2 separate regions of the Homo sapiens genome follow, and region 1 is linked to region 2. A link is a loop called in an ENCODE intact Hi-C map of the cell type or tissue named here. Cell type or tissue: breast epithelium. All regions are shown on one strand.

What was found. Hi-C counts contacts between places; a loop is a spot of excess contacts. Peaks named below come from ENCODE experiments on the same cell type or tissue, not always from the same donor. Only the 100,000 strongest peaks of a DNase experiment are listed, where the experiment ranks them.
Region 1: it touches region 2 in a loop (5-fold over the local background); 1 of 110 quality-filtered maps calls a loop at or near these places.

Annotation. Positions count from the first base shown.
Region 1 is chr2:99,963,722-99,966,221 of GRCh38, reverse strand. All of the region lies in intron 7 of AFF3 (ALF transcription elongation factor 3), which reads left to right. Among named protein-coding and RNA genes, the nearest start is that of AFF3, 180 kb to the left of the region's middle. In breast epithelium, no CTCF peak of the experiment used is centred here; no DNase peak of the experiment used is centred here.
Region 2 is chr2:99,600,416-99,602,915 of GRCh38, reverse strand. AFF3 (ALF transcription elongation factor 3) reads left to right here. Exons shown (of 25, transcript NM_001386135.1): 14 at 1,295-1,481. Among named protein-coding and RNA genes, the nearest start is that of REV1, 110 kb to the right of the region's middle. RefSeq lists an enhancer at 747-1,309. In breast epithelium, no CTCF peak of the experiment used is centred here; a DNase peak (open chromatin) is centred at 1,426; H3K4me3 peaks cover 543 bases.

The sequences.
Region 1 (2,500 bases), 360 kb before region 2:
TTTAGTTGCTTTTTACCTGACAGGCTACTTGAGCACTGGGCATTAGGAAACTAGGTGGGAGTCCTGACAGAGAAAGATGGATGTGGTTTGGAAAACTCAATATAAATTTATTAATAAAAGTCTATATCAAAATCTGGTATTGGAAGAAAATAATTTCATTGTCTATTGTAATAATTTTAATATCTTGGATTTTTCGTAGTGCTTTAAAGTAAACAAAAATGCAAAATTTTTTGCTAGTCAAAATAAAAATCTCATGTATAGTATATTTCTACTCATCATGAGGCATTTGTGTTAATATATATAGTCAAAGAACAAAGCACCATGTCTAATTAGCTAGTTTTGGCAGAAATATGACTAGTAGGTTTGAAAGATCACACTGGACCACAAAACAGAAAGAATGTCCGTCATCTTGAGAGCTCGCCCCACTTCTAACGGGTCACCTGTGGTTGGTGCCATTTCAGTGGTGAATTTCTCACAGCCCATAGGCTGGGCCTTGGGCTCAGAAGGCTAGTTTTGCCACCAAACTCTTGAGAGTGGATTCACATAAACTAAACTAATACGACAAACATGTGAAACCAGAATGTCAATTTATTCATTTAAACAGGAAAAGGACTAAAAGGCTTTGGAAAGAATATAGGATTGTGATCTTGGCGGGCTTAGAGGAAAAAAGCAAAGGCAGACCTGTGTACAACCATAAATTTCAGCTATTGTTCTCAGTTTTCCGATGCAAGTTTAATGTGGATTTCTAAATATTTTCATTTATCTACTGTGCACTCCAGGAAAGAGAGCAGGACTGGAATAATTGAAGTCCAATGAATACAATTTTGTGTTTCTTCCTCCATGGTGCAGATGCCTTACCAACAGGGTATTAGTAATAGATTTGACTAAGGCTTCTTTTCCCCTGGAAGTAGTTGGGATGGATGCTGTGCACTTTCTTTGTTTCTTTGTTAGCATGGTTTCTTCAACCATCCTTCTGAGCCACATGTCCTTTCTTTGAATAGGTGGGTTCTGTCAGCTTATAATCTAGTCTTATATGTCTAACAATCATAGTGATCATAGTGATTTTTTTTGAAAATTTGTGTATTTCATCTTCTGTTCATTTCGCGTGGTTTATAAAGTTGAAATCTCAGACAACAATCTCAAATCCTAGTTTTGGAGAGTCTTACCCCTGAGTATCAACAACCACGACACTGTCAGTCTTCTATAACATAACATTGCTTAAACATTGATGGCTGAGTTGAATTATAGTCAGCATCCACAGGTGCTTTAATTGTTGAGATCATTGTAGAGTCACATGCAGTTGTAAGAAAAAACACAAGGAGATTGTGTACCCTTCACCCATTTTCCTCCAGTGCTAATATCTTACAACACAATCATGAGCATATTGACATTAACACAGTCAGGATACAGAAGAGTTTCATGACCACAAAGATCCCTTATGTTGCCCTTGTGTCCTAGGAATAAATCCTAAATAAATCATGGTGCATAATTCTTTTTGTACATTGCTAGATTTAATTTGCTAATATTTTATGGAGAATTTTTGCATGTAATACTTTAGAAGTTCCTCATTCTAATGTAGGCATTTAGTACTGTAAATTCCCCGCTCAGCATTACTTTAGCTGCATGCTACATATTTTGATGTGTTGTATTTTTATATTTATTACATTCTATGGATTTTTAAATATAACTTTTGAGATGTCATCTTTGAACCATTCAGTATTTAGAAATGAATGTTTAATTTTCAAGTATCTGGAGATTGTTCTGTTGTCTTTGTGTTATTGATTTCTAGTTTGATTTTGTTATGATCTAGAGAACATGCTCTGTGTGATTTTAGTTCTTTCAAATTTGTAGAATTTTGTTCTGTAGCACAGAATATGCTCTATCATGATGAACATTCGTTCCATGAACACTTGAAAAATGTGTATTCTGCTGTTGAGTAGAGTTTTAAAATATATGTCAATTATATCTTGGTTGATTGTGATGTACATTTCTTCTATATCCTTGCTGATTTTCTGTCTAGTAGTTCTGACTATTACTGAAAGTAGGGTATTTAAGTCCCCTGCTATAATTATGGATTTATCTGTTTCTCATTTCAGCTGTATCAATTTTTGAGGCCCTGTTGTTTGGTGCATATACTTTTAGGATTGTTACACCTTCCTAGTCAATTGATTGTTTTATGATCATGTCACATTCTTCTTTGTCTTTAGTATTTTACTTTGCTCTTAAGTTTACTTTATCTGATATTAATATAGCCATTTCTGCCTTTTTTTATTTGTTTGTATGGTATATCTTTTTCTATCCTTTTATTTTCAATCTACATATGAAGTTGTATGTGAAATCAGTTTCTAATAGACAGCATATTATTGGATCATGTTATTTTATCCACTCTGACAATCTCTGTCTTTTATTTGGTTGTTAAGACTATTTACTTTTAAGGTAATTATTGATATGTTTGGGCTAAGTCTTTTATTGTTTTTCTGACTCCTCATTCTTCTGTTTC
Region 2 (2,500 bases):
TTGTCTGGTGGTTTTTATAGAAACAAAGCTCCAATGAGTATTACCTCCATCCCCACCCCCATACCCAGGATTTATGAAAGTCCTCTTTGGGCAAAGCACGTATCAAAGATTTAAGGGATGGGTGAAACAAGTCCTTTACCATGTCCAGGCTGCTTTGCACTTGAGACCGTAAACCCCCACAAGCTCCCTGGCCCCTGGCCTTCATTGATGCTCGGTCCTATAGAAGCACTGGTCACAGTTGGAAGCAGTTTGCTGACTCAACATACAAGAGTGACCGGCATTTTTGGTATTTAGAGCTTGACCTCAAAAGAACACAGTATGGTGTGTTTCAATTTTGTTAATAAAGGACTTTGAAGATGTTGAATATTATGTGAGTACTGAAATTTTCTTTTCTGCTCAAACACTTTCTGGGTGGATGTATGCTATTTGAATTTTTATGGTTAATTAATTACTATCGGAAAGCATCAGTCAATTTTTCTTGTTATCTTTGAGTATGTAATGACTTTCTGGCAAATTTCAGCATGGATATAAACATCAAGTATAAATGTGAAATGCAGTTCCTATAAGTCACAGCACCGGGATTGAATTTTAAAGTCCGGAATATACGAAAGTGTGTCAGTGAGGGATCTTCAGTTCTCTAGGAAAGGGCTCAAAGGAAGGTTACAGTTTATAACAACATCCCAGCACCTGTAATCGCTACAGCACTCAACTACAGGTGGGAAAAGGGAGGAAGCAAGACATGAACTTGGACAGTCCCTTCGTCTCTGGAACCTTCCAGCAGGTCATGAAAGCTCAGAGCAGAACGCCGTGCCCTTCCTGACAGCCCTCTGCCTAATCCCTGCCATCATGCTGCATTTTCCTCTAGGGCAAAAATAAAGCAGTCATTTTCATGCTTTGCAAAATAGTTCAAGCTTTTTGGATTTCCTTGCATTTTTGTAGATGATTGGATTTGGGGATGCATTTGAAAAGCCATTCCCAGAACAGCAGCAAAATGGAAACAGCCATTTGGATGTTATACCACCTTCCCTTCCAAAATGGCCACACGAATAACCAGTGCCCGACTACCAAGGGGCACCAACTTCACCCCCAATTTTATTTCTGTATATGAGTTGCTTTAACCTTTAGGATGACTTTGACCTCGATGCCTGCTCTTTGAGTTCCAGGTCATGGTTGACAGATGTGTAGGCTGCGTGCCTCCTCCCTCTTTAGGGTGCATGACAGCTTGGTGGTGTTTTCCTGTTTGCTCACTTGGCTTTCCTTCCCTCTGCTTCCCGGGGGCCTCGCGGGCTGGCAGCGCCGTGGTCCAGCAGCCCAACTGCAGAACCTCGGTGCCTTCCAGCAAGGGCAGCAGCAGCAGCAGCAGCAGCGGCAGCAGCAGCTCCTCCAGCGACTCAGAGAGCAGCTCCGGATCTGACTCGGAGACCGAGAGCAGCTCCAGCGAGAGTGAGGGCAGCAAGCCCCCCCACTTCTCCAGCCCCGAGGTAAGCGCTGCCTGGCTCAGGCCTCTCCTCTGCCCACTTCTGTCTCTATGAGGATAGCAAGTCCGGGCATTGTCACTGTCACACTGCTGCAGGTCTCCTCCCTCCTGCAGACCCCAAGCCAGGTGCTGGGAAGGAGGAGGCTATGGGCTTCGGGCTCCACATTTTCCCCCTCCTCACAGTCTCCTAATTTCACAGGTTCCTTTGAAGTACAGAAACATCAACTTTCATTGCCCCCAGATTCTCTCTTGACTTCCAGAAATTTCCAAGTATGCTATAAACATCACTGACAGGAAATAACCTATGGCTCAGGTCTCCCTTGGGGTCAGCCAGGGCAGTCGCTGGACAGAGCCACTCACCGCCTGGGAAGTGTGACCACCCATAAATCACAGGGAAAGGGGTTTTATGGGTTGGACATGGTCAGATTCTTACCTTTTTGCGGTTTGTCACGGATCAGAAGAAGAAGGGCTATAAATATTAATAAAACCTTCTTAACTGTGTTTTCTTTGTGAAAATAGAAAAAGAAAAATTAGCATCACCCTAAAAAAATGATGAAACCTTTTATAGCTGTGATGAGTATCTATGTGGAAGATTTAGGTGCCTCCTATAAAAACATTAGAAGGTACCAATAAAAACCATTGCTGTTTCTACTTTAAAGTAGGAAGGGGAAAATTAAATAGTAATTCAGAGCATGAAGATTCTTGGGAGAGGGCTGAGAGAAACTTCCCCAGGCTGCAGAGCTCTAAGGGTAGACTCTAATTTCTAAACAAGGAGTAAAATAGAGTTTCTTCTTGAGTGCGTAAACATTTGACATGACTAATGATTGTCAGGTTTAATTTTTTACTTACAGCCCTCTGTACCATTTGGGGGGGCCATATTCCTAAATAGGCTCTGAAATGGAACTAAACCCACTTCTACAAACCATCTCAGTGGGAGGGGAGCACCTTAATGGGCCCGATCAGCATCCCCGTGTCCAGCTTTTATAGCGGTGCCTTGGATGTTATCACACCTGAAAGCAGTGG